Linked DNA regions of Mus musculus: all the other regions are linked to region 1. The links are chromatin loops, found by intact Hi-C in ENCODE. Cell type or tissue: heart. All regions are shown on one strand. Links, peaks and the distances in the headings refer to the core of each region. The heading gives the core; the rest is flanking DNA. Region 1 has its middle 9.7 kb from the start of Rnase2a. Region 2 holds the start of Ccnb1ip1 (cyclin B1 interacting protein 1). Region 3 overlaps Rnase4 (ribonuclease, RNase A family 4).

The links. Peaks named below come from ENCODE experiments on the same cell type or tissue, not always from the same donor. Only the 100,000 strongest peaks of a DNase experiment are listed, where the experiment ranks them.
Region 2: it touches region 1 in a loop (3-fold over the local background); 2 of 42 quality-filtered maps call a loop at or near these places.
Region 3: it touches region 1 in a loop (11-fold over the local background); 23 of 42 quality-filtered maps call a loop at or near these places.

The regions. Positions count from the first base shown.
Region 1 is chr14:51,260,838-51,270,860 of GRCm38, forward strand. No RefSeq gene overlaps it. Among named protein-coding and RNA genes, the nearest start is that of Rnase2a, 9.7 kb to the left of the region's middle. In heart, for the core only: CTCF peaks have their summits at 5,466 (motif pointing left) and 8,043; a DNase peak (open chromatin) is centred at 5,504; H3K4me3 peaks cover 373 bases; H3K27ac peaks cover 588 bases.
Region 2 is chr14:50,795,701-50,805,723 of GRCm38, forward strand. Ccnb1ip1 (cyclin B1 interacting protein 1) reads right to left here and starts at 28. Exons shown (of 4, transcript NM_001111119.1): 1 at 1-28. In heart, for the core only: CTCF peaks have their summits at 3,008 (motif pointing right), 4,264 (motif pointing right) and 7,679 (motif pointing left); no DNase peak of the experiment used is centred there.
Region 3 is chr14:51,098,894-51,108,916 of GRCm38, forward strand. Rnase4 (ribonuclease, RNase A family 4) reads left to right here. Exons shown (of 2, transcript NM_201239.3): 2 at 5,914-7,258. The coding sequence starts at 5,928. The coding sequence ends at 6,374. Ang (angiogenin, ribonuclease, RNase A family, 5) reads left to right here. Exons shown (of 2, transcript NM_007447.3): 2 at 2,493-3,116. The coding sequence starts at 2,511. The coding sequence ends at 2,948. Among named protein-coding and RNA genes, the nearest start is that of Rnase4, 7.9 kb to the left of the region's middle. In heart, for the core only: a CTCF peak has its summit at 4,625 (motif pointing right); no DNase peak of the experiment used is centred there.

The DNA of each region.
Region 1 (10,023 bases), core at 1,388-9,387:
GCTGTGCCCTTTCCTATACTTCCTTCTGCCTTGAACAGTTTTGCTTTAGTGCACACTTCTCATCATGGGCTTTTCTCGACCACAGACCCCCAAAAGAAAGCTACCTGACAGGATGATATCTTTGGCACCAGAATCAAATGAATCTCTGTTTCTTTCAAACCATCTATTTGTCTCAGGTATTAATCACGTATTGGAAAGCTGATTTGTAGCAGGATACAAGTTAATTTAACTCTGATTTATATACAAAAGCTCAATGGCCATAGTTATGGGCAAGTCTCTGTCAGGGTTTTATTGTTGTGAAGAGACAGCATGACCAAGTCAATTCTTATAACAGAAAATATTTATTTTGGGCTGGCTTCCAGTTTCAGAAGTTCACTCCATTATCTTCCTGGAGGTAAACATTGCAGTGCACCAGAAGACATGGTGCTGGAGTTTTCAAATAGGAAAGGAATAATAACGGAATATACATGTATAGTCCATGATGTTCTCACTAATAACGGCATACACACTCATAGTCCATGGAGTTCTAATACGTTACAGATACCCAGTAACAAACAGTGTTTTGTTCAGTTGTTGTGGGGTAGACTAGGTAAACCAGAGAAGATTAGGACACTGAATTAATCTCAAAGAATGTTTTTATTAACCTGCCAGCAACTGCACTCGGTGTTGTGGGTCCCAGTGAAGTCCTGAGCCTTTCTCAGGATAAACTTTTAAGGATTTAAAAAAAAAAAAAGGAAAGAAAAAAAAAAAAAAGAAACTATCATCACAAGAGAGTTATAAGTGGGTATTAGCCATAAAGTACAGGGTACCCAAGCTACAATCCATAGACCCAAAGATGCTAAATGTCAAGGAGGGCAAAAGGGAGGATGCTTGAATCTTTCTCAAAAAGGAAAATAAAATAGATATTGGAAGTGGGAGCTAGGAAGGAAGTGGAGGCAGGCATATGTAGAGAGAGTAGGGGAAAGAGAAGGGAAGTCAGCAGTCTGGGGTGGGGGCAATCTCTAAGACATGCCAGAGACCTGGATTTGGAGCAAGGCCCCAGAAGGTCTATGGGGGCAAGAATCCTAGCAGTGGAGAATATGGATCCTGAAGTAGTCATTTCCTGTAGCCAGGCAGGACTCCCAGTGGAAGGATAAGGACAGCAATCCACCCACAAAACCTTTTTACCCAAATTCAATCCACCTACAATATGTATAGGGACAAAGATAGAGCAGAGACAGAGGAATGACCAAGCAATGACTGCCCCAAACTGAGACCCATCCCATGGGCAAGAACCAGTCCCTGACACTATTGATGATATTTTGTTATGTTTGCAGACAGGAGCCTGGCATAATTGTCCTCTGAGTGTCTCCACCTAGCAGCCAATGGAAAGAGATGCAGAGACCCACAGCCAAACATTAGATAGAGGTCAGGTAGTCTTGTAGGGGGAAGGACTGAGGGACCCAAAGAGGTAGGGGGAAGGACTGAGGGACCCAAAGAGGACAGCAACTCTACAGGAAGGCCAACAGAGTCAACTACCCTGGACCCTGGAGGGGTCCCAGAGACTGAATCAACAAAGGGTGAGCATGGACTGGACCTAGTTCCTCTGCACATATGTAGAAGATAAGAACTTGGTCTTGATGCAGGTCCCTTAAGTACAAGAGGGGGTGGCTCTTGCTAAATCTGTTGCCTGCCTGTTAGTGGGTCCTGTTCCCCTGAATGGACCTCCTACTCTGGCCTCAGTAGAAGAGGATGAACCTAGTCCTGCAGCAGCTTGATGTGCCAGGGAAAGGGATATGGGGAGTAGGGGAAGTGATAACTACAGGGGGCATCCCCTTCTCAAAGGAGAAGGGGAGGGTGGAGTGGGGGAGGATCCACATGAGAGGATACTAAGAGGAGAAGGGGGACTAATATTGAGATGTAAACCAAATAAACAACTTTAATAAAAATAAAAATTAAAAATTAAAAAGAAATTCTGAGTTGGCATTCTTCAGTTAAAAAGAACAGTTAGCCCGAGGTGAAACTACATAAGCAAAAAAGCAAGATTAGTGCACTTAGAGACTTCCCCAGAGCTGTGGGCTTTGATGGATTGTATCTTTGTTTTTGTTTTGGGAGGTGGTGCTGTCTATGTGCTGAGTTTTATGGCCTGAATGGTATTTCAAGTCATTCATGGCAAGGTCTGGGGTCTACCAAGTTCTGGCAGCCTGTTCCATAAAGACCTTTTCATTGTTGTGTGAAGACAATTAAAAAATCATCCTTAGATCACTGTCATGTTTAATTAGCATTCTGATTACCTTCAATACAAACACTGTGCTGCAATTTTTGTATAGTTTGGATATTTTTGGATAGTCTGCCACCCCCCCACACACACACCTTGCATCAAATAATATTGATGGATGACATGGCAAGTACTGTGTAGTAAATCTATAAAATAATTCTTGAATGAGGATGTTGTCTATTAACCAGAAGCATTAATGGTGATATTGAAAAGGTTAGTTCAGGACCTTTTTCAAAATTCCACCAGACCCTTCTCCTCAGGAAGGGGAAGGCTAATTAAACTTCTGCAGGAAGGACTGGTCCTGCAGGTGGGGGAGGCCTAGACCAGGTAAACACATTCCATTGGACAAATCCTGCCACCTCATTCCCCAGAAACCAATCAATTTAAAAGTCACACTGTTCTGCAAATCACATTTTGCTTAATGACTGCTGCTCTGAAAAACTGTATAAAGACTGACCAAACTGGCTGGAGGTGGAGGTGAGGGGTTGTCATCTCTCCTTTAGGTGTAGGATGGCCCCAATGAGTTGGAACAATAATAAATTCCTCTTGCTTTTTGCATCGATCCCAGGCTCTGTGTGGTTCACTCAGGGGGTCCTCGGTAAGCTAAGACCTGCCAGAATCTTACAGTATCACTATGGGTGTCACTATGGATCATAATGAGGAGTCTAGGGAGAGGGATGTAGCTCCACTGGTCCTTACCAGGTATGCACAATCTCCAGCATCCCACAAAGCTGACTGTGGTGGTCCACACCTCTAACCACAGGATTCATGATGTTGAGGGAGAAGAATCAAAGCTCAGGGTCACTCTCAACTACTCTTGGTTACACACTGACTTCCAGACCAATCTGGGCTGGAAGTGAGAGAGAACCAGTGGATACTTGAGAGGGAGAATGGATATGTCTCAAATTGGTTCCAAGTTGAATATTTTTAATAAGCAGAGAAAGCCCTTAGTCTTGCAACTGTCATGTATTCAAGGAAAGCCCATTATTCTCCCCAAAATAAGCAAGGACACCAACAGAAAGGATCATCTCTTCTTTGGCACCAAAAGATCAGGACCGCCATGTGGCATTGTATCTGTAGTTGGTATGAGTACAAATCTCTTAGCAAACCTGGGGAGATAAAAGACAAATATAAGATATATACACAATGCAGGTCACCAGATAACTGTGCTGGCCTGCGAAGTATTTGAAAGTCACAGAGATTCATCACCAGAAAAACTAGGCAAACTAACACACTCCATCAATCACAGTTCAGAAGAAGTTCCCTAACTTTCATATAAGCCATATAGGAAAGGCTATGGCAAGCAGCTAAGGGGTTTGTTGTTGTTGTTCTTGTTGTTTTCATTCTGTTTTGTTTTGTTTTGCAGATGGCCCATCGTTTGTGTGGCTGCCATGGGTGTGCTCTGTGAGACCAGGACCCCATAGACTTCATCCCAGGATTGCTTCTCACTGCTGTGATGCCTTTCCTGGCACTGTTACATAGCCTAATGATTCCTGGGCATCAGCCCACCCCACTGGGCAGATTTCCTGCAGATCACTGTGAAGATGTACTTTCATATAATAATACTGTTGAGATGAATTAATGACCTTATAGAATTCCAGATGTGATTCAAATAACTTTGGGAAGAAAATTTTAGGAGATGGTTTTAGTTGTTTTGCCAGAAAGGTACAATTATATCAGAATCATGAATATAATGTGCCCACTCCTCATAGAATAAGTAAAGACTGCATAATAAAGAGTACAATGAGCTTTCATAAATTGAACTAAGAAGAGAAATAGGATTAGAACAAGATAATGATCAAGGAAAAACATTCATTTAAGGTCAGGTTCAAGAATGAGGCCAGAGGTGTGCACCATAATAGAATGAGGTCATGTGAAACTGTTGCTTTAAACTTATAAAATGAAATTGCTTTAAACTTACTATCAGCATTCCTTTTGTATAATATTTTATCTGTGAATTAATTTTATAAAGAACTTTTGTCTAAGAAGCTATAAAAAGGCTGAGAGAAAACATAAAGTGTGGCTTTGGGGCTCTGCTCCATTTACCAAATGTATGGTGTAGTATGTATATGTAATATATATGTTTGTCTATATTCATGCACACATATACACATTTAGATATATGTTTATGTATATAAGTATGCATGTGCACTTGTGAAATTTATAAAACATGTGGTTGATCCCGACCAAGTGAGTGTGTGTGTGTGAGTGTGTGTGTGTGAGTGTGAGTGTGTGTGTGTGTGTGTGTGTGTGTGTGTGTATGTATGTGTGTGTGAGTGTGTATATGTGTGTGTATGTGTGCATGACCTTCTTACTATTCTTTTCTTTCGCGACAGTCACTTAAGAGTTACAAGAATTCAAAGTTTCTCCCTGGGCACTCTTGTCAGACCCAAATAATTAAATTCTGCTACCATTAGCACTATCAGTACAAAGCCTGTAAATTGCCTGCTGCTATCAGAGGCAGCAGGTGAGGGTATTGGCTGCTCTCAGAAACATCAGGGTGAGGGTATCAGCTGCTATTAGCACAGACCCCAATGGCCATTGCCATCCCTTGCTGCCTTCCTCACTTTACCTGGATGTCAAGCTGGCATTCAACATAATTTCTATTGTAACTACTTCACCTGTCTGTGGTTGAAACTAGAATGCTAAAAAGGAAGTGGCCATGTCCTAGAAATAGAAATACTAATAGAACAGATAACTAAGAATAGAAAAGTAGGCGAGCCACTTCAGCAGAGAGAGGTGTCAGGAGGTATCAAAAGTATAGCTGAAGCTGAAGGGGCAGTTTAAGGACCATACTCTGAAGTGAGGTTATCAAACCTTCCCATGTAGCCTATTTAGACAGGATCATGAATCTAGGAATGAAGGAGTATACGCAGTCTGTCCCACTTATCAGCTGCCCTGCTGCGGCTACAAGAACTTCATTCCCGGGAGAAGTTTGGTTGGATTCTTGATTCTTTATTCCAGAAAAGCTCTTTCCTGTGCAGCCAAACTGTAAAACTGGTTACACCAGCAAACACTCACAACCTACTCCTTCTCTGCCTTTGTACAGTGCCGCGGTGTAAGTCTGAAGGGAAAAAGATCAACACTAAAACGTCTGGGTTTGTGATGGCAATAATAAGCTCAGAAATCTGCTCTTTGGGAGTTAGAGCATGTTTATGCTTCTGTTCTGTACGCCATGTGGGCTGGAACCAGGTGAACGTGCGCCCCCTGCCGGCCAATGCAGAAACTCCTGGGAGGTGGAGTGGCCTGGTTCTCCTGCTGTCCCAGGCTGCATACTAAAGGTTTTGTTATGAGGGGCAGGGACATAGAAGCAGAAGGTAGGGCAGAAAGACCCTGAGAGCAGAACACAGACAGCACGACCAGAGCGGGGAGTGGAACTAGCATGGCCCCTGGTCATTCCCAGGAAAGACTTTCTAGATCATGTTATTTGAAGCAGGCAGACACCTTTGGCTTGAATCCAAATAAAAAGTCAGGGAAGAAAGAAACTCTTTCCTGCCTGCTTGTCCCCATGCTCACTGGCAAGGTCTTCTATCCTGTTGCTAAAACATTCCTTTGACACTCTAACAATCAACTTCTTACAGTTTCTAACGTAGACGGATCTCCAGGAATACTTTAGGCTTCCAGCTTCGATTGGGGCTGCTGAGACTGTTGTGGTTTATTTAAAAGAGAGCAGAATATGTCTGTAGAGCCAGGTATGGGGCCGTGGGAGGAGGTGCCTCTGTGGGCCCATGCTGAGGCATCCCTTCCCCCTGAGGGGCCAGCCATACAACAGGTATAGAGTAGAATAGAGTTTATTTGGGGAATGGGAGTTGAGAAAGGAGTACAGACAGAGAAAGACAGGGAGAGAGAGAGAGAGAGAGAGAGAGAGAGAGAGAGAGAGAGAGAGAGAGAGAGACAGACAGACAGACCCAGACCCAGACCCAGACCCAGACCCAGACCCAGACCCAGACCCAGACCCAGACCCAGACCCAGACACAGACACAGACACAGACACAGACCCAGACACAGATAGAGAGAGAAGAGTCGCAGCCAGCCAGGAACATGTGGAGAGAGGGGGTAAGGGGAAGCGGAGAGGAAAGAAAGGGTCAGGGAGAGAAGACAGTCAGAGAGAATAAGAGATCAAGGAGTGGACAAGCAGCCTCTTTTATAGTAAGCCAGGCCTATCATGCTATTTCCTGGTAACTTCTGGGCAGAGCCTAGAAGGAATGCTAACAGAGACATGCAGGCTTGTAGACTTGACCGTCTCTCGGGTTCTCTGCCTCTCCAATGCAAGACAGATATTTGTCGAAATACCCAGACTAATGTACCCTGTTAGCCAATAACTTGTGTTTGTGTGTGTGTGTGTCCTTTAGTGAACACTAGCAGAATACGTAGAAACCAACCTATCCACACATGGACTAATGCAATCAAAAAGATACTTAACGAGTGACCACAAGAAGACAGAGAACACTAGTGTTGAGGATTTGTCTACACATCCTCATTTTTGAAATGAGAGATAAAGGGCTGGAGGCCAGACTCAAACTCTGTCATGAGATACTGTCAGAGAGAGAGAGAGAGAGAGAGAGAGAGAGAGAGAGAGAGAGAGAGAGAGAGAGAGAGAGAGAGAGAGAGATTGAGAAAGAAACTGTTTCTTAAAGGCTTTAGCTTTTTGAACATTTGCCATTATCTCCTTCATAAATCCTTCCTAATACATTGATGAGAGAACTAAGACTGCTTGTTTCTCCTTAACTGCTTGTTAGCTCCCCTAATCAACAAGTTGTCAGAGTGGTCTCAGTTTGCCCCATGGTGCAATACCCAAGTTCTCTGCATCTCAAACAACAGATAGAAAATGATGCTTGTTATTGTGCAATAAGGGTTCCTTTCTACAGGTTGGTGGTCTCCCTAATAAAGGAATTTTAAAATATACTCAGAAGAATGCTTATTTTACTAGAATTTAGAAGAAAACCCACAGAGAAGGCTGTCAAGCTGGCCATCCCAACAGCCACTAAGAAAAAAATGAGGAAGACAAGAAAGTCTTGCCTTTAAATTACCAGAGAGCTGGAAAGAGCTGAGTTCTTGACCACCGCTGAAGTCCAGAGTCTTAGATGCTGATGAGGGACTGAGCTGCCCTCTTCCTGCAGCTTCTAGTTAGTTGGTCCTGGAGGATGACTTGAGGGAGTACCCTCTTCAGGATGGAAGCCTTAGGTGTGGAGCTCCACCTCATCTGTCCCTGCTGATCTCTGAAGGCAGTCTTTGTTCTCCAACCAATGAGAGCTGGGAGCTAGACATTCAGGCTTCCTCCTCTGCAGAAAGCAGGAGTTGGAGGGAGCGAAGGGCAAGCAAGCTCCTTCCCACTGGAATGCAGAGATTAGCTTTGAGATCTTCCTTCGTTGTGTTTTTTTTTTATTTCCTGATCTATCACATTATGTGTTCTGAGTTCCAAGCCCAGACCACCTGGGCTCTAATGGGCTCATTGTGAGGTACAAATAAGGTGGTTTTTTTTTTTAATGAAAAAAAATCAGAAAAGAGCTGTGGAGTCTCTTCTAGAAAAACACTGAGCCCACCCCAGTTATTGAAAGTTCACTGCCAGGTCAGCTAATCTGGTGGCAGGTCTGTTTCTCACAGGTAGGGGAGTTGGTAAGAAAGTTTCTGACCAGGCTCCAGGCTGAAGAGATGGTTCAACTTCTAAAAACACTGGCTGCTCCTCCAAAGGACCCAGATTTGAATCCTCTGCATCCACATGGCAGCTAGCAAGTCAGGGACTGTGGTTCCAGAAGGATCTATCATCCTCTTCTGGCTCTTATGGGCACTACACATGAGGAAGATAGATGCAAGCAAAACATACTCCCATATATATAAATATACATGTATATGTGTACATACATATATACATACTTTTAAAGTTTCTGTCTGTTCTAGTTGGCAGGTGAGTTTTGCAAGACTTTCATGCTTTCTTCCTCTGGGGGATTTCAGACGGGTGGGTGGGTTTCTTTTGCCTGCACCATTTGTGGCTCCTTTTCTCTGACACTTGAGTACAGCAGCTTTCAGAAAACTCAGTGTGGGATTGGTGAGGGAGGTGGCACCTACACTTAACAAACAAGTCTTACACCATCAGCACTTGTGGAGGCACACACCCTACTGACCCTGCTATAGCGACAGGAAGCACATCACATTGTCCCTTTCCTGGTGACCATGTTAGACATGGCAGCCAAATAAATATTTTCCATTATAAGAATTGACTTGGTCATAGTTGCTCTTTACAACAATAAAACCCTAAGACAGAGACTTGCCCGTAAGTATGGACATTGATGGATTAGGTCTTTGTTTTCATTTTTAGTAGCTGGTGCTGTCTGCATGCTGAATTTTACAGCCTGGAGGGAACTTTCTTTATGGAGTCAGTTATGCTAAGATCTGGAGGCCTACTAAGGTCTGTGGCCCTGTTGAATTATCAGCAAACTTGTGAGATGACTTTATGAGGTGCAACATGAGGCCTTTAGAGAATATTCCTAGAAACACTGAGGGCATCATTTTAGCCCTCAGTGGCAAAGCTGTGGGCATCACAGAAACCTGGGAAAGGGGTAATGATAATGAGAGACAGAACTCTGATGACTCTTCATGAAAGAACAACTTTTATTTGCCAACTGCTGTTGATAAATTATCTAGCTCGTTACTAGACAATCATTGCAAGCAGAGCTTGAGCAAACAGTATCTCTGTCTCCTTCTCTGAGATTTCCTTCTGCACTTCCCTGCCTTTTGTGGTCTTTTTGTGCTCTGCAGGATAACCTTCCAGGACTTAGATCTTGTACCTGCAGTGTCCCCTCAGTCAAGGGATCACATCTAGATTGCTGTTTGAGAAAGGCAGTACAGACCACTTGGACCCCAACAATTCTGGCTCTGGAAGAATTGAATGGAAGGTTCAGTGCTTATGTACATGGAATTGCATTTTTTACACTGACCTAAAGAGTCAATGTAATTCCAATTAAAATCCCAACCAAAGGGGCAGACTTCCAGGCTGAGGCCAGAGTATCACACCATCCATTCTATATGCAACCAGTACATGGGGTGTGACAGGCACCCCTCAATGAGTACTCCAAGAACACATTTAGTGGTGTCAATCATGGCTCCAGGAGTGAAGACATGCTATATCAGACCATAGACAACAACGTGGTTCCAATCATGCACAGCAAGTATGGAGTGGTAGGGGAGGTAGAGCTCCATAGTGTCCACCTGAAGTCACATACATGAGTCACTCTGCAGAATCCTAAGTGTGCAAAGGAGTTGCAGTGTTTTCTGCTATATGCATAAAGGAACATAAAGTGGAGTGGGGTTTATGAGTAGGTTTTCCTATTGGCTCAGTTTTTTGATGTTAGGGATGCTCTATTTCCATGGGGAAAAACTCCAGGTGTTTTCTTATGTGACTGACTCTTTGTGGTCATCTCAGTCAGATGTTGTGGTTACATGTTCTAGAGCAGGTACAGAAATAGGTAGGGAGTGGCTCAACTCCTGCCATTCTCAATGTCTCTGAGTTTCCCCAAGTCTGAGCTCACTCCGTCTTACCAGTTCTTCTGTCTGGTGGTATGGCCTACATGCCCTATACTGTATGGCCACATTGTCTGCATAGGAGGTCCCTCTACAGTTATGGTATATTTGCAGAAACCAGATCAAAAGCTTCAAGATTGGCTTTTGCTCAATAGCCTCTCAAAGAAATACACAGGAGTTACCATACCATGAAAGAGAAGACCTTAGAACCCCTATATCAAATATAATTTGAGCATTTGTAAATAAAT
Region 2 (10,023 bases), core at 1,160-9,159, 470 kb before region 1:
CAGGGCGCATGCGTGGTGCGCAAGGCCTGATGGGTAGCAGGAGGCGGGATGATGGGTAGCGCTGGGCACTCAGTGCTGAGGTAATCAGATGCCTAGTCTCCTGTTTTACAGGTCAATCTACACTTAATAACTTCCTTTAGTCTGTCTACACCAGTTATTCACAAGGTGCTTAAAGGCGGCTCACGCTTTTAATCCCTGTATTTGAGAGGCAGAAGCAGGCGAACCTCGTTGAGTCGAGGTCACCCTGATCTACTAGACTGAGTTCTAGGACACCTAAGGCTGAGACCCCAAAAAGTAATAGGATCAAGTGCCATATTTTTCTTTAGCCAGGCACCTATTGGTGCATTTCTTTAATCCCAGCACTGGAGAAAGACTGATCCGAGTTCCAGACTAGCCCAGGCCATATAGTGAGAGCCTTTCTCAGAAGCTACCATGTTTGTGTTTCTGCGTGGATGTCCCAGGATTGGGAGCAGCCCTCTCAGATGCTGAGAGCTGGTCTTCTAGGTCAGTAAGAACTACTGGGGCATCCCTCCAGTCTCAGGCGTCTAAACTTTTGAGGCATCTTTACGGGTAGTTAAGTGGCTGTTTTGGGGGGAAAAAAAAGTATATGTTGTCTGTATGCACACCATCTGCACATAAGAGGGTATAGGGCCCCATAAAGCTATAGAACCACCAACTAGGTACTGGGAGTTGAACTCAGGACCTCTGGAAGAGCAGCAGTCAGTGCTCTTAACTGCTTGCTGAGCTACTGCTGAGCAAACTTCCCAGCTCCTAAATCCTGCTGTAACTCTGCCCTTCCTAGCTTACCTATTGCAACTGTGGTTTTTCTGACTGCTAAAATTAGGGTGAGAAGATGGCTAAAAGGAAGCTAAGAAGCAAACTAATATGAACCTGTTGTGAACTAATTAACAGCCACAAAGAACAAACATGGTTCCTAATATTAAATCCTTCCCTTTTCTCCCAGGCTTTGTTTCCCATACTGGCCTTGAACTCACTTTGTAACAGAGAATGACCTTGAACTTCTAAACTTACTAAATGTTGGGATCAAGGGAATGTATGCTGGAGATAAAATAACCTGTTTTTCCATGCATGTTAGATAAACTAAACTACAGCCATTAGAAACCATATTCAATTAATGGAATAGTTCGATTTGCTTTCCCCTAGCAACTTAAGTCCTACTGGTACCAGCTAAGTCAGTGGAGATTTGAAATGTAAGGATAAGTACAAATTAAGTTTGTAAAAGAATTTAAAGCACTTCAAACAGCTATAGCTTGCTTCATTCGAAGAGATGTAGCATCTCTGGCTCTGGGCAGGTCATAATCGGGACCAGGACCCAGCCACTCAGCATCCGGACCTCAAGAAAAGCAGATTATATGCTTCACGACGGGCTTTCTGTAGCTTAAGGATGGGGAATGGTGGCTGTTTCCCTTAGGCAGGCTGGTTTTGAAACTGCAGGGCCTAATCACTGTATTTAATCAGTGTGTGTCTGGACTTGGGGTCAGCTGCTTTACTTCAGTCTTGGGGGAGCAGTATTTAAGTAGGTCCATGGATAAACAACTGAGCCTTGAGTTTTTCTAGCTGTCACAGACAAAGAATACAAATACAGTATAACCTCAAATGTCAAAGAGTATAATATAAGCACAAGAGATTTTAAAACTTATTTTGTGAACTTCCAAGTTACTCTTGTAAAACCAACCTTGCAGATACATCCAAGTAATAGATGGGATATACTAAAGCATACTCATTTATTGTCCTAACACACTCGTTCTAGGCTTTTACAGTTTAAAACCAAGACCAAAGCTATGCGAATCTCCCTTACATGCTAAAAGTTCCCAAATATGCTGGAGCTATGTGAATGCAAAGCTCTAGCAAACTATGTTGCCTCATAAACTTCAGACATAAAATGCACACTGCTAGACATCAACATGTGGAGCCACCAGGGTTTACTTTGTGGTCCTGTTCATCCGACTTGCAAGTTGATTCTGTGACACTATTCTGTTGCATCAGCTTTCATCTTTGAGTACACTCTACCCTCACATTGAATATTTTAAGTTGCTTTATTTATTAATTATTACTTGTTGTGCCCAATGATGGTGGCACATGCCTTTAATCCCAGGACTCAGGAGGCAAAGGAGGGCAGAATGAGGTCAGGGAGATAGGACTGTTACAAAGAGAAACTATGCCTCTGGGGGGAAAAAAAGAAATTCATTACTTGGGATGACTCAATGGTTGGCTGTTCTTGCAAAAGACCTGGGTTTGATTTCCAGCACCTACACACCATCTCAAAACTTCCTATAGCTCCACTTCTAGGGTCTGATGCCCTCTCTTCTGGCCTCAAGCACCAGATGTGTAAATGTAAAAAAAAAAAAAAAGAAGAAAGAAAGAAAGAAAGAAAGAACAACTCATACACAAATTAAATTTCAAAATTTTTATTAATTAAGACAAATCATTTAAAATTTAAACATGAATGTTCTAATTAACTTCCAAGATCAATCAAAAGGTTCTCTATAGCTATGGGCCATGCTTTGAACATCATCCTATAACATCTGCTGCTTTGTAACTGACAGAAAGTACTACCCTGAACAGACCGCCTGTTTATCCTCACAAAGCCCTGAGAAGACAAGCCAGTTTTGTATATGAATAAAATCTTACCTAGGCTCAACAGTGAGAGGAAGTTTACTTCTTACCACATAAAGAGGCATTTAGAAGATAAGACTCTGATAATGATAGGGATCAGGCACATGAAACAGAAAAGACCATTGGCTTATGAAATCTTGGTTAGTGCCATGATTAGTCTGCTGAATAAGTATTATACCCAGTTACATGGGGATACAAATACCTTCTCATTCCATGCCATGCCTAATTTTAGAACTAGAGTGAGCTTTAGGAGGCAGTGCAGTGGTAGTGGCACTAAAATGAGTAGGCCACTTGGCAGACAGAACTTTAACTTTATAGGTGTTGTGCCTACATGTCTGCATACCATGTCTGCAGTACAAATGTGAGCCAGAAGAGGGCATCAAATACCCTGGAGCTAGAGACAGGAGATTGTTTGCCAGCCTCTATGTGGGTCCTTCTAGTCTGGAAAATTAACCAACACCCAACTACACTGAGGTCAGAAGGTTCTAGGTAGAAAACTCGCCGAGGTTATAACTTGTTAAATGATAAGAACACAAGAGAACACAAGAATATAAAGCAGTCTGTCTAGAAGCCTACTATGTATCCTTACATGTAACCACTATACTATACCACCTCCCAAGATCCTTGGCTTTTTAAATAGAATTCAAGCAGCTGGCCAAATTACAAAGCAGAACTTTCAGATTCTTATGTCAAAAAAAATCTCCCAATCTCAAGACTTACCATTAAACAATGCAACTATCATTTTTCATACAACCATGGTTTTACAGCATGATGGTCCAGACAGGAAATGGGATTGCTATCAACCTGATGTTCTCTCCTGAATGTTCAATATTCGTACTTCTTGTATTTCATCCTTCATTTCTGGGGGGGAAGAGGAGTATACAATGCTCTTCATAAGTTGTGTGTGCTTCCAAATTTCTTATACAAACATGCATATAAAAAGTGTCAAGTAAGGAATTATGTATGGTCTATAACCTGCTTGGTATGCAAACCCATTTAATAAAACTCATGAAACTGTATTAAGTAGTCATATAAAGACTGAAAAGTAGCCAGGCATTGTAGTGGCGCACACCTTTAATCTCAGCACGTGTTAGGCAGAGGCAGGCCAGCCTGGTCTACAGAGTGAGTTGCAGGACAGCTAGGGCTACAGAGAAACCAAAAAGACTGAAAAGTGTTATGTTTAAAACTCTCAAATGTGGGGACTAGAGAAAGGACTAGCTGCTCTTCCAAAATACCCCTCCAAAATACCCCAGTTCAATTCTCAGCACTAACATGGTGGCTCAGGGCTGACTGTTAACTTCTGTCACAGGGAATCCATGTCCTCCTGCTCTAGCCTCAGTGGGCACTGTATGTACTTAGTACATAGGCATACAATGCTCTTCCAGAGGACCTCAGCTCTGCTCCCAATGCCCATTATCAGGCAGCTCACAGCAGGCCAGGAGTCCAACACCCTGTTCTGGCAAAGCAAAACAGTACGAAAAAAAAAAACAATTCTTAAGGTTTTTTAGTAAGTAGAACAGTAATCCAAAATAGTTTCCAAGTCATTTTCTTGAGCCAATACTAATTAAATTTATCTTCTATAAGAAATACAACTTCCCCCAAACATAGGGGGAAAAATCACTTGGAGCCCCTGTTGGCCACAAGATGGCAGTGTAAGGATATTTTTACTTCTAAGAGCTTTCTTGTGACAAGAAAACCCACAGAAACCAATTTAGGCTCATAGGGGCTCAGAGACTAAAGTGACAGCAGGGAGCCTACGCGGGGCTGACCCTTTGGGATGCCTAATAGTGGGCAGGGGCTGTCTCTGACCTTCCCTGCTGTTGGGACCCTGTTCCTCCTACTGGTTTGCTTGTTTAGCCTTAGTGAAGAGCACCCAGTCTTACTTGTACCTTTATATGTCATGTTGATATCCCTGCATGGCCTGCCTTTTTCAGAAGGGGCTGGGGAATGGGAGGAGAGAGAGGAGAGGAGATAGGGAAAATTGCAATTGGGAGGCAATGAGATTTTTTTTTAAAGTGCTTACTTGTAACCAAAAGTTCATTACGACAAATAACCTTCTGAACTAGAAATTCTTATTTAACATTATTTAACATTAAATTGTTAGATTAGTGACAGGCAGAACAAAGAAATCATTATCTAGATGTGGTGGCGGAGTGCAACTCAGCATGCAGAGGGAGGATTTCTGGATTTCCATTTTGACCCAGTCAGTCCAAACAGAAAGATCCCCTTGTCAAGGTAGGCTTCTGTATGAGGTAAAATATAAAAGTTACATGTGTATTAAGTAAGCACTCAAGAGACTGCTCTTCTTCTGAAGGTCCTGAGTTCAAATCCCAGCAACCACATAGTGGCTCACAACCATCTGTAATGAGATTTGATGCCCTCTTCTGGAATATCTGAAAACAGCTACAGTATACTTACATATAATAAACAAATCTTTTTTTTAAAAAAGCATTTGGAAGACACTGGTAATGGTAGGGATCAGGCACATGAAACAGAAAAGACCATTGGCTTATGAAATCTTGGTTAGTGCCATGATTAGTCTGCTGAATAAGTATTATATACCCAGTTACATGGGGATACAAATACCTTCTCATTCCATACCGTGCCCTGTTTTAAAACTAAACTGAACTTTGGGAGGCAGTGGTAATGGCACTAATGAGTAGGCCACTTGGCAGACACAGAACTTTAACTTTATAGGTGTTTTGCCTACATGTCTGCATACCATGTCTACATTACAAATGTGAGCCAGAGTAGGGCAAATACCCTGGAAAGGTTGTTTGTAAGCCTCCATGTGGGTCCTTAGGGAATTAAAACTAGTTATTTAGATTAAAACTATTTAATTAGAATTAAGTTTCCTATCAATCCTGTAATGCCAATTTACTTGGAAGGCAGAGGCAGGAAAATCAAGTTGAAGCCGGCCTGGGCTACTGAGCAAGAGCCTATCTCAAAACTATTCAAACTACCAACATTCTTCATTGTTCAGCAAACTGTATTGCAATCCCATACAATACAATACAATACAATACAATACAATACAATACAATACAATACAATACAATACAATACAGAACACTTAAACCATTGCAGAAAACCTCACTGGAAATCAGGGGTAGGATGGTTAGCATGACTAATAAGTTGATAGGAAAAGGAATGCTACCTTTAAAATTACTGCTACACATGTGCCAAGTGTGGTAGCAAATACCTTTGATCCCAACACATGGGAGGCAAAACCAGAAGGATCAGGAATGTCAACCTGGGCTACATAACCCAGAAAAAGGCAGGAAAAAAAAAATCACAATTTCATATTTACATAGAAATCTGCCTCTTTTAAGCTACATCAGTTCCCTAAGGTAAAACAATTCTGCCTAAACCCCACTCTGCTCACTTTAGTGTGAAATAGCTATGGAAGATGGTTTGCTTTAAGCTAAATGAGAACACTGGTTCTGTAGGTCAGAGACATGCATGAGCAAAGGACTGTTCCATGTGGCATAAATAGAAGACATGTGAAGGAAGACACAGCACAAATATCCACAGTTTGAACAATGTCTGCCAAGTCTTTGATTCAAGTGCTTTTTACCTTGTTTGATGAAATGGAAGGCCACTTTCTCATAAAACCCAAATACTGCATTTCAGGGGTATGGTGTCTCTTTCACTCTCTCCCTTTCTCCCTCTCTCCCTCTCACTCTCTCTCACATACACACACACATATGCACACACCTCAACACCTATCCCCTAAAAATTTTGTAATATGCCATAATCAAAGACTGTTAGGTGTGGTGGCCCACGCCTTTAATCCCAGCAGTCAGGAGGCAGAGGCAGACAGATCAAGCTGTAGGCCAGCCTGGTCTACCTAACAAATTTGAAGCCAGCCAGGGGATACACGGCAAGGCCCTGTCTCAAGACAAACAAACAAACCAAAAAAAAAAACACAAGACTTTGTGGGGTATGAACCTGTAATTTAAGCCTGAGGCAGAAGGTCGGCAGATTAAAAGCTTAAATAATTTAACAAGATTCTGTTTCAAAATATCTTACAAAGCTAGACCAGAGAATCGCAGCTCAGCCAGTGTCCCACCTCTCAGTACCATGGGGAAGTTGCTGGGACCAGCATGTGTAATGCGGAAAACCTGGGTGAACATGAGTACCTGCATTTATATATAGTCCCATCAGCCTTTAAACCTTCCTTGAGAGAGAATGTCCAAGCCCACTTTAGATATCCTGGGGTTTTCACAGGGCCTCTATGCCGGGCGGGGCTGAGTGCTACAGTCCCAGCTCTTTCCTGGACACAATTCATCTTCAACCTGGAACTAAACAACAAAAGCAACAAAAGCAACCCTGAGGTGAGGCACAGCTATGGATACAGTTTCATTTCGAACTACCAGCTGTTTACCATACCAGGGACAGAATACAGTGGGAATGTATATGACCAACCACGTGGCTCACACCGCTTCACCCATCCAGGCTCATGACTGGTAAGTTGAAGGAGGAGTGCTTGAAAGCCATGGCTCAAGACAGCAGGAAAAAAATAACTTACAATTGGGATACAGGGCAGTAACTCTGCCTAATTTTAACTTGCTATTTCCCCTGTTTTATTATCATCCCCCTCCTTAGAGTTCATCATCTGCTTCCTACAAATTTCATCGATATCTCAGTGCATGGTCTTTGTTTTAAAAATATTCAAGCAAGGCTTAGAGACTGTCAAGGTAACTAAGTTTAATGGTTAAGAAACTAAATGTAGGGGCTGGAGAGATGGCTCAGTGGTGAAGAGCACTGTCTGCTCTTCCTGAGGTCCTAAGTTCAAATCCCAGCAACCGTGTGGTGGCTCACAACCATCTGTAATGGGATCCAATTCCCTCTTTTGGTGTCCTTTAAAAAAAAAAAGTATTATCCTTTCCCCAGCCTAATTAAGACTTAATTGCCAGGGCTTGAGAGATAGGTGCCTCAGAGGTTAAGAGCACTGTCTGCTCTTCCAGAAATTCTGAGTTCAATTCCCAGAAAACCACATGGTGGCTCACAACCATCAATAATGAGATCTGGTTCCCTCTGCTGGCAGGCAGACATACACACAGGCTGAATGCTGTATGAATAAACAGCATTTCTTTTAAAAAAGACTTAATTTACAAATACAAACGGCATAATCTAATAGGTAGTAATTTGTTAAGAGGTAGCTATCTATCTCTTAAACGTCTGTGAAGAGGAAGATGTGGGGAGCACACTTATCTGTTAACAATTTGAGTGCAGATCTGCAGAACTTAACTCCACTATGCTTTTTATCTATGTATGAATGTTTTGCCTGCATGTATGTATGCGCACCAGTGTCTTCCTGGTCTCCAGAGCCCTTGGATCTCCTGGAACTAGAGCTACTGATGGTTTTAAGATACAATGTGCCGGGCGGTGGTGGTGCACGCCTTTAATCCCAGCACTTGGAAGAGGCAGGTGGATTTCTGAGTTCAAGGCCAGCCTGGTGGTCTACAAAGTTGAGTTCCAGGAAAGCCAGGGCTATACAGAGAAACCCTGTCTCGGAAAAAAAAAAAAGATAGCTGAGTGTTGAGAACAGAATGCAGGTCCCCTTGCAGCACCTCTAACTGCTGAGACCTCTCTCCATGCTCAGATTTGTAATTATGGACTTAAGACAAATAAGCTATAAAGGATATAGAAGCCACATATGCCTATTAGCACATTCAGCTTGCTAGGTTAGGATTTTCTTCTCACATTCTCTGCCTATAACAATAACCCATGCATCAGGTGTGATAGCACACACCTTTGATCCTAGCACTCAGGAGACAGGTATAGTGATCTGTGAGTTGAGGCCACTCCGTGTCTACATAGCAAGTTCCAGGACAGCAAAACCCAGTCTCAAAAAAATAAAAATAACCAACTAAGTAGGACTGCAGAGATGGACCTTGCAGAGATCTGAGCTCAATTCCCAGCACCCATGTTGGGCAGCTCACTGCTATTGTTAACTCCAGGGGATCAAAAAGTCAAAAAGCCTCTTCTGGTTCAGAAGGCACCTGCATACTTTATGCCTCCACACTTAACAGACTTAATTACAAATAAATCTTTAAAGAATATCTAGCCCAGGGGTGGCAATCCATGCCTCTAATCCCAGCACGCAGGAGGCTGAGGCGGGCAGATCTGAGTTTGACACCAACCTGGTCTACTAAGAGTTCCAGGACAGCTAGAACCATACTTTTTTGTCAAAAAAAGAACAAAAAGCCACCAACACCAAAAACCGGTTACGCTTAGACTAGTATCAAGGAGAAAAACAGGAGTCTTGTGAGTTCCACACACCGAGGTCATTAGAAAACTTTTCATGAGTCAAAAATACCCGCAATGGAGATTATAAACTCACAGCTTGCTTTTGCAAAGTAGCTAGTATTTACTGTATACCAACTAGGGTGTATTTTGTTCACTCTTCACAAAGGAAGCTCAGAATGGCTCACACTATCCTCCGAGCAGAGCAGAGTATCTCCAGATACTCCAGACGCAGGCGCTACAATTTGAACATTGGCTTGCGCAAAGCTAAAAAACCCTGGTCCTTCTCAGAGCGTCTTATAAGTATTTTAGGACACAGGCGCCACCGTTAGCCCTCCTAGGGCTTGTTAAACCACCTATCCTCAGCGTTATCTATCTAGTTTCACACATGGTCTGAGCAAATACGACACTGTTCACTAAAGGTTCGCAAATGTGTCAAGGTCGTGGCCCCACAACATTCAACAGAGACATACACGTGGGCCTCGGCAGTCCTTGTTTGCCAGCTTTCCCCAGACCAGGTGACCCAGAAACAATACATTCTGCCTCGGGCACAGTGTTCCTGAATCTGGGGAAATCCGTCTGTATTCTTTTTTTTTTTTTGGGAAAGGCACCGTTACTACCCCGGCGCTAACCTGGGCGGTCTCGGAGGGTGAGTGCAGCCTCTGTCTTTGGTTCTCTGAGTTCAAGGCCTGATTTACAGAGTGAGCCCCAGGTCTGTGAAGAAGTGAAGAAGGAGGTGGAGGAGGAGATGGAAGAGGAGGAAAAGGAAGAAGAAGAGGAAGGGCAGGAGAAAGAGGAAAGAAAGAAAAGGAAGATGGTAGGGCGTGGTGGCGCACGCCTTTAATCCCAGCACTTGGGAGGCAGAGGCAGAGGCAGGCGGATTTCTGACTTCAAGGCCAGACTGGTCTTCAAAGTGAGTTCCCGGACAGCCAAGGCTACACAGAGAAACTAAAGAGGACGAAGAAATTCTGAATATCACAGATATACCGATGGAGCTGGGGGGAAAAGTCATCCTAAGTGAGGTAACCCTGACCCAAAAAGGCAAATACATATGTGAATGTTAGCTTCTAATCCTTCCATAGGCATGCTGCAATCCATTATAACCACAACGGTTAGGTATAGAGTCAGGGATGA
Region 3 (10,023 bases), core at 1,391-9,390, 160 kb before region 1:
ATCATAATCTTCTATGCTTTATGGAAGTTTGTTATTTCAGCGCTGTGAAATGACCGAGAATTTGGTGTTCTTTATAGCCTTATTCTGAGTCTGTGGTTATCATGAAACAGAAAGGATGGGCTAGTGTCAGATGCTAATTAGAAGGGCAGTTCACTTCCCACTCCATCACCTGACTTACACATGCTCAGTAGAGCCTTAGACCCCTGACCTCCTAGATTCCAAGCTATACTCCTGACTCTGCACTACTGACCAGATTATAGGCTGAGGGCCAGGACCTCAGCCTTCTACAAACAGACACATGCACACGCACGCACGCGCGCGCGCGCGCACACACACACACACACAGTAAAAGTAAGTATTCAGACTTACACATGAGAAAGACACAAAATAAAATTAATGGTTAACTTAATGCAGCTGAGAAACAAAATGCAGGGCAAAAACAAAATAAAACTTACTTGGAGCTGATTTTCTCCTTAACTAACATTTCCTTAGGCTGGCTGAAAGATGCAACATTCCCTGCATTTATTTATTTACAGACAAGGTCTCCTGTATCCCAGGCTGTCCTTGATTTGGCTATAGAGCCCAAGATGACCTTGAACTTCCAATTCTTCTGGCTCCACCTCCCTAGAACCACATAAACTGGGTGTGGTAGTTCTTAAGGAAGATCAAGAGTTTGGGCCCAGCCTGGGCTACATAGCAAGACCCTGTCTCAAAGTAAAACAAAACAAAAAAAAATCAAAACATAAAAGTTGATTTCTCCTGCTAAGTGTAGGGGCACTCATGGTCATCTGATATGGTGGGGTTCTGTGTGGAGGTGCAGGTTTGTGTGTTTCTCAGAAGCCGTGTACCATGTACCATGTTTTCTGGGACCTGAACCTCACCAATTACAATGCTGGCTGGTAGGGATCCTCGTGTTTCTACCTCCACAGCAGCAGGATTACAAGTGCTTGTCATCGAGCCCGACTTTTTACTTACTTGGCCATTTCTTCCCTGTGGTGAACTTTTTTAAGTTTTATTTTTACTATTTTAAATTAAGTGTATGCATGTGTGTCTGTTTCTGTGGGCAGATATGTGTAAGAGAATTCCTGGTGCCCACAGAAGCCAGAGGCACTAGATTCCTTGGAGCCTGAGTTGCTAGTGGATGTGAGCAGCTTAGTGTGGGTGCTGGGACCGGAACTCAGGCCCTCTGAAGAGTAATATACACTTTTAACTGCTGAGCCATCTCTGCAGCCCCACCATGAGCAGGGTTTTTATGTCTCAGGATGATCTTTTTCTATTTTCTCAAAGACTAAGGATATTATCAGAAATTGCTTTATTATCTCCTTATTATCTCCCAGTTCTCAAATTTTCAAATTTCCTAAGAAATAACAATTTAAAAGTCCATACGAAGGTCAAACTCCAGCAGAAGACACCTTTGATCCTATGCTGGATGTATGTGGTGCAGGGTAAACTGAGAACTCTGGGAGGTGATGGTAGGAATCTCCTCTCTTCTCCTCTTCAGAAAGATCTTACAGAAAAATTTAAGTCCCTTGCCTTCATGAAGAGATCTCAGTTTTGTTTTGTGTTTTGTTTTACAACACTGTCAGATCATTTGCCTATGTTAGCAGTATTACAAACATGGGAGACACTAGAAAATATTCTCTCAGATCATCCGAAGAGCCTCTGAAGATGAAGCTTGAGTTCCCCATTTTGCTCTCTAAGAGCTTCTTCTAGACCCACTTCAGGTACCACACAACGTGTTCCATTCTCCCTATGCACTGCATAGCAACTCTGCCCTCTGGGAGAAGTAGACCTGCACCCTTCATCCCAAGGTGATCTCTACAGCTTTCATCATTAATGTGGAACTGAGCGACTGCCTGGAGTCCCCAGCCTTGGGGCATGGGCTGTCCTGTGTTCTTGATCCCCACAAGTCATTGGCTCTCAGCTCCTGTGTTATGATCCATCTTGCCTCAGGAACCCCCATGCCTCCCCAATGGATGCCACATTTCTGTTCTGTGCTTTTCTGTCTTTCTTTCTTCTTCCTTGACCACCCCCTTCTCTCAACCCAAAAAACCCAAAGTCTTGTACATTATCCAGCTAGGGTGGAACTTCAGGATTCAAGCAATCCTTCTGTCTCTATTTCCTAAGTAGCTGGACCTTACTGACACATACTGCACCTGTCCTTGGTATATATATTAAATGTCTTTATGCCCTAGGATCTAGCACAGTTTCTGGGCCCAATAGGACTTGGGTAATGTTTGTTATCAAGTTAAGTAATAGGTGAATTAAGAATATAAATAGATTCTGTTATACTATGGATGATGGTGAACCTAAGGAATAGAGAAAGATGGCTGCGCCATGGAGTCTGTTAGGAAGGCCAAGGCCAAGATGGAATTAGGTAGCTGAGGACACTGTTTTATCATGCTCTTTCAGAAAGGAAAGTCTCCACCCACTTAGTCTAAGTTAGAAAGTGGTTCTACAGCCGACCACTCCTGCTTTTTTGCCCTTGGCAGGAATCTCTGTTGGAAGAGATGGCGATAAGCCCAGGCCCGTTGTTCTTGATCTTCGTGCTGGGTCTGGTTGTGATCCCTCCCACTCTGGCTCAGGATGACTCCAGGTACACAAAATTCCTGACTCAGCACCATGACGCCAAGCCAAAGGGCCGGGACGACAGATACTGTGAACGTATGATGAAGAGAAGAAGCCTAACCTCACCCTGCAAAGATGTCAACACCTTTATCCATGGCAACAAGAGCAACATCAAGGCCATCTGTGGAGCGAATGGAAGCCCTTACAGAGAAAACTTAAGAATGAGCAAGTCTCCCTTCCAGGTCACCACTTGCAAGCACACAGGAGGGTCTCCCCGACCTCCATGCCAGTACCGAGCCTCTGCAGGGTTCAGACATGTTGTTATTGCCTGTGAGAATGGTTTGCCTGTCCACTTCGATGAGTCGTTTTTCAGTCTATAGTCAGCAGGCCCCTGGCACAGACCTAGCTATGTTTTCTTTTTATCTCCCCTCATAGCCCAGAACACTGGTTCCATCGTTCATTGTCAGGGGCCAGAAAAACGAACTATCTAAAACATATGTCTCCTGATTTGCAATGCACAGAAATAAAGATGTCTCAAAAGCCATTAAGAGTCAGTCTGGAAGATCACTAGTTCCCAGTAAATTTAGCTTTTCCTGTTTTCTCTTCTTGCTGTATCCCAGGGGAAAGGGGCTGGGACACAGAGAGATATTCTTCCTTACCTGCTAGTCATGGGGAGGGTAGATTTCATCTTTTTATGGTGCTGTGGATGCTAAATTGATTTACAGACAGGACAGGGAATTAAAAAAGAGCCAAGTTGTCTATTAAGTAATAGGTCACTAAAGGAGCCCTTTGGAAAGGAGTTTAGGATCAAGAGCACACCAAGCACACCAAGGGTATCCCCCTGCCGTCTCCTCCTGTACGGCCTGAGACCGTCAGCACCCAGGGGACAGCTGTCATCCTCAGCAACCTAATGCATCCCCTTAATGTTTTTAAGGACCTCAACTCTGGCCAAACCAGATTCATAGTTTCACACAGAAAAAAAAAATCGATACCAGCCTTCATGAAGCAGAGTTGGAGACTTTTATCAGTGATAATTCTGACTTGTCTGGGTTGTCAACAGAAAGGTTGTGAGAGAGGCAGTTAGGGAGCGAGACATACCCAAGTGTAGGTATGGACTCCCCAACAGAGAGTAGTACATAGTTACCTTCATATTGGTCATATGTACAATGTCTCTCAAGCCACACCTTAAAAGGTCGAAAGGACATCCCTCCTTTCTTCTTTCTCTCTGTTTAGAATATTACTTATTTTATGTGCATTTTGTTTTACTATATGTGTTTTGTCTGCATGTCTGCATGGGCACCACATGTGTGTCTGGTGCCCAGGGAGGTCAGAAGAGGTGTTGGGTCCCCTGACCTGGAGTTACAGATGGTCATGGTGAATGCTGGGGTCCAAACCTAGGTCCTCTACAAGAACAGCAAGTGTCCTAAGTGCTGAGCCACCTCACGACCCCTTTTTATCTTTTGATCCCTATGTGGGATCATATGGTGGCTCGGGGAGTGTCTTGGGTGGAATTATAATTTGCAAAGGTAGAATCAAGTTCCACCAGGGTTGCATAAGGGGTTTAGTACACATCTTTTTGAAAAGAAGGTTTCTTCTTCATTCTTGAAAAGTGCAAGCTTACTCCTGGCAAAGGGTGAAGGCCTTAAGCAGTTGCTCATTATGATAGAATATTTGCTTGCCAGATTGCCAAGTAAGGGGTTTCTTCCTCTTCTCAGAGCCCCTTAAATCCCCCCCCCTTTTTTTCCCATTGAGTGTCTCCCTTTTGTTCCCATTAGTGCTTTCCTTTGATACGGGCAATTATCACTTATCAAAGCATGGGCTTGAAGTAGAATAGAGTAAACCCTAAGCCATTTCAGTGGCGTGTGTGATCCAGAGCCGCAACTTTGAAGGCAAGCACAGTGGATTCTGTATACATCAAGCCATCTCAGAAGGAGACTGCTCTTGGACTGTGCCTTCAGTGATAGACCATTATTTTGGGGTGCCCTCTTCTCTTGTATCAGGAACAATGTTTATTTGCTCATGTCAATCAACCTGCAAGTCAGTCTGAGGACTGGCCACCAGATGGCAGCACCTCCTAGCCATTCTGCAGGAAAGTAACTGGCCATGCCTTTATTATCCTGTTTTGTTTGTTTAAATAATATATTTATTAATCCTTTAAGAATTTCATACAGTATATTTGATCATCTTCACTTTCCTCTCTCTATTCTTCCCAGATCTGTCCCCCACTATCCCACCCATTTACCTTCATGACCTCCCTTTTTATTTTTTAAAACTCATTGTGTCCAAATACTCTTCTGCCCAAATACTCTTCTGCCCAAATACTCTTGGGTGTGGGGTTGCCTTCTGGAGCATGGTCAACCTACTGGAAGTCACACACCCTTAAAGAAAGCTGACTTTTCCTCTCTAAGCCACTACCACGAACTGATAGATTCTCAGTTAGCAGTGATACTTCATGGCCACCTCTCTCCTAGAGGCTGGGATCTTGTCCGGATTGAGTCTTGTGCATGCTGTCTCAACAGCTGTGAGTGTGTATGTGCACGTACCCTGTTGTGCCCAGAAAACAGTCTCACTGTTGTCATCCCCTGCTTCCCACCCCATCTCTCCAAAAGATCCCTGACTGAGCCTTGGGCCAACGCCGTGTTAGTTTTTAAGAGAGGAGTAGAGTTTCCCCAGAAGATGTGATTTAGTCCACTAGCACAGGAGAGGAGAGGAGAGGAGAGGAGAGGAGAGGAGAGGAGAGGAGAGGAGAGGAGAGGAGAGGAGAGGAAGAGAAGAAGAGAGGAGAGGAAGAGAGGAGAGGAAAGGAAGAGGAGAGGAGAGGAAGAGGAGAGGAGGAAGAGGAACTAGACAGAAGTTTGTTCTGCCTTACTTTCCTTCATTTCCGTATGTAGAGCTTTCAACTCAATAAGTAAGTTTGCTTTGATCGGAGTCTATCTACACTTTTGGGAACTGAAGTTTCCAGACCACCAAGCACTCCCTAAAGATCATACTAGCTAATTTTCTTACAAAACCCAAATTCCAGTTTTATGTAGATTTATCTTTCCTTGTTTTATACTCCAGTCAGGCAGGCCTGGGCAACTGACCACCCAGTCATGTTTGTTCTGACTTGTTCTGTTAGCTGTACGCCTGTCAATTAGTAAAGAGAACAGTGTTTGCTTTCAAGGAAGGCCATGTTGACAAACTAGCCACTCTCAGAGAAAGGGGTACAAAAGGGAAGAGCAGGAAGAAGGGGGAGATCTTAAGCAGAAGGAGGGGCAAGAGAGGGTTCTAAGAGTTTAGTTTGCTTTTCTCATTACCTCTCCAGAGCCCAGTCCTTACCATCCTTTCTCCTTGTTTTCTTCTCAGGCACTTTCTAGGTAATGATGGATCTACAGAGGACTCAGTCCTTGCTTCTGCTCTTGGTGCTGACCCTGCTGGGGTTAGGGCTTGTACAGCCCTCCTATGGCCAGGATCGAATGTACCAACGGTTCCTTCGACAGCATGTGGACCCTCAGGTGACAGGTGGCAATGACAACTACTGCAACGTGATGATGCAGAGACGGAAGATGACTTCTGTCCAGTGCAAACGCTTCAACACCTTCATCCACGAAGACATCTGGAACATTCGTGGCATCTGCAGTACCACCAATATCCTGTGCAAGAACGGCCAGATGAACTGTCACGAAGGTGTAGTGAAGGTCACGGACTGCAGAGAGACAGGGAACTCCAAGGCCCCCAACTGTAGATACAGGGCAAGAACCAGCACTAGGCGAGTTGTCATTGCCTGTGAGGGTGACCCAGAGGTCCCAGTGCACTTTGACAGATAGATGCTGTCCTGCAGCTGTTACAGCTGATAGTTGACCTCTGAGTCAGTGAGACCAACAATGAGTGGTGGCCCCAGGCTTTGTTTCCTTTGCTCGTGCCTTATACTCACATATATCCAATATAACCCATGGTGTTAAGCGCATCCCATCCAAGGGAAGAAAGAACCCACTGCTCACAGCACTGATGGCTTGGTTCTCCCAGATTCTATCCCCTGGAACTTATGCATTACATGTATTCAGATAGTATCTCAACGATTATAGAGAGCCTTTTCTGTCCAAGCTGTCTCATTCCAGTCCTCTAACACCCCTTGAGACCAATTCTGCCACTGTATTTAGAAGCTTTGAGTTAAAGGATTTGACGACCACAAAAAACCAAAACCAAAACCAAAAACAAAAACCCAGTGGAAGATCTCAGACAAAAATCCAACTGGACGGGCTACTCACAAAAGGTGTTACCCACTTCGTTATATATACTTTCTGTTATTCCAAAATGTCATCATTAGGGAAGCCACTAAGAGTTTGGAAATAGGGGCTGGAGAGATGCCTCTGTGGTTAAGAGCATTGGCTGCTCCTCTAGAGGACCCAGGTTCAATTCCCAGCGCCCACACATCAGCTCACAACTGTCTGTAACCCAGTTCTAGGTGATTTGATACCCTCACACAGACATACATGTAGACAGATCACCAATGCATATAAAATTAAAATAAAGATTTTGGAAACAACATATTGCCAAAATGAGAATTACTTGGTATTATTTTGGTCTGTGGCTTCTAAGATTTTTTAAAATACATGAAAAATGTAGTAAATCACTAAAATTCATTTATCCTTCTCCTTTGAAAGATTTTCAATATTTTAGTATAATAAAGAGCTGTATGTTGAGCCATCTGTGTCGGGATTTGTGTTCTCCTGTTCTTTTTCAGTTCCTCTCTAGTCTATGAACTCTCATGTCCCTTAGTGTCCCTATACATTCTGGTCAAATACAAATGGCCATTAGATCCATCATGTGACATCTGACTTTGTCTCCTTTACTCCACTGAAAGTGATCCCTCTCATACACAAGACCTGAAATAAGAACTCAGAAGTGGCCTTTGCTAAAAAGCACCAATTCTTTATGCAACAAATTGAGTGTGTTGCATGATTAAGCATTATTGATGTTTATGGCTGTGTATACCCAATGGATGACCAACAGTAGGCTAATATTTCTGGATACATGTGATTTTTCCTTTCTGAGCCTTCTGTGCTCAAGTGGAGTCCAAGATCAACAGGCCTGATAGATAAACAGAGTAATAGCTTTTCCTCCTTAGGATTGTGTGTGTGTGTGTGTGTGTGTGTGTGTGTGTACATGCATGTGTGCAGATGCTCAGGAAGAGGTCAAAGGTTATCTCTTTTCACCATGAATTCCAGGGATGGAACTCAGGCTGTCAGACTTGTTAGGGCAATCATTTTTATCCACTGTGGCATCTCACTGGCCCAGACAATGACTCTGTCTAACCTGAGATAATAGTTAACCAGACCTTAGTCAGACAGAAACTGCTTAACACTGCTTGGCCCCATCCCCTGTGTGTTCTTACTGCTTTTGCTAGTGCCTTGGAAATGGTTAAAGATGCCAGGTTCCTAGCCTTACCAGCACACTTACACTGGCTAAAGGTATACTTTCCATTCCACTGTTACCTTTTCTATTTGGTTTGATGTTTCAGTGGCCAGATCTCACTTCTTGGGACCACAAAAGTAAAGCCTTGAGCCTAGTTTGATAACACCCATTCCTTCCCACTTTGGACATTTAATAGAACATTACTCTAAAGATGCTGGCTGCTAAAAGAAGTGCGTGTGTGAGAGACTAAACTGATATTTGAATAATAGCAAATAGGAAATGAGACTTGATCTGAATTCCCCTTACCTGACTTGAGCAAAGTGTCCCACAAAGTACAGGCAGGAAGTAAGTACTCCAAGACAATTATGTAAATAAGCAAACAATACTTGAAGCATGGAATGTCAGTTGGTCCAAGAGGAAATGCTCCTCCCAACAACACATCTGTATAAATACATTGAGAGTAAGGAAATAGGATGGGAGGAGAGTTCTCTCCTGGGCGCCTTCAGGAGTTGGACGTGTATTTGCCTTAGTTCTGACGCTCAGTTCCTGCTTGACATTTCCGGAATGACAGGACAGTCTTGTTGTTCACAGTACTTTTGATCACACCTGCGTTTATGCTAATGACGTGACTTAGAGAAAGACTCTTAGTAGTCTCAAGAAAAGCAAGTCACTAAAAACACCAGGTGTTTGGAGAGTTAAAACTTTCTGCCCTTCTTACCAGACTTTAGGGATTAGGGTAGAGCGACTGGGAATTCAGCTCTATAGATCTCTTAGACAAGAGTATCTAAGAGTATGTGAAGATACTGCACGAATGAAGTGCCCAAAGGAACCCGGACACTCCATGGAATGGAACATGCCCTAGACCTTACCCTATGCATCACCTCTGCCAGTGGAAGTGGAAGAGCTGACAATACAAAATGGACTCACTATGTCAAGAACCTGTAAGCTGAGTCAAAGATGTGCATAAAGAAGCCTGCATGTGCATGTCTCCATCTGTAGTCCAGGCAGGCTTTGGTTCTGCACTGTCTCCCACATAGCTATAACTACAGGCCTATGCTACCAGGCCCAGCTTCACCATGTATTTCTGAGTTTTCTTCAAATTTTGCTTGTCATCTTATAACAGCTCTGTGCCCAGAAACTTCACAATATTCCAGATAAGCTGGGACCATTACATGGTAACGGCTGTCTCCAGCAATGAACTGATGCTAACTTTTCCCATGTGCTCCTGAGGGTAATGCACTTTTGTTTGATCTTTTAAAGACAGGGTCTCAGTATATATCCCTGGGTGCCCTGCAACTCACAATGTAGACCAGGCTGCATACAGAGATCCATCTGCCACTGCGTCCTGAGTACTGGGATGAAAGGTATGCGCCACCACACTGAGCTATGAGCTTTTCTGAAGCTGTTCATCTATATTTATTTTGTTTTAAAATGTCCGTTTCCCCTAACTTCCTCTGCTGTGTTTGTATTGGTTAGTGTTCTCCAGAGGATCAGAACCATTCGATTGCATCAGCTAGCTGCTAATGATATAGAGTGCATGGCAACCTCAGCTGCTTGACAGAGAGAGGTCTAGCCTATTGATGTCACAGATCACAATCCTTCAGCCTCCTTTGACTTTTCTCTTTGATGGTTTTCACTGTGTGCTGTGTAAGTTCCCCGTATGCCTTTTTCCTTTGGGAAATTCTGTAAGAGCTTTATAGAGGATGTGAATGCATACAGTGGTGGTCTCTAAACAAACACAGAAGCTAAAGGTTTACGGTTCCAGAAACTCTTAGGCACTTACACCTGGTCCCAAGGATGAAAACACACAATCTAGAGAAACATTGTTCCCAGACTCATAGTCTGAGGCCTTGGTAGTTGAGGGCAGGAGTTCAGTTAATAAATATAGAGTAGTACCCTCAATTGACTCCCTGGGCACATGACTTACAGGATGAATGGCATGCCCCAGCAGAAGCAGATTCTGTTAAGAAGCTAGACTGGCTTGATCCCCTCTGCCATATACAGGAACATACATAGAAGGAACTAGAATGATATGGCATAATGGAAGAAGAGTAAGATATC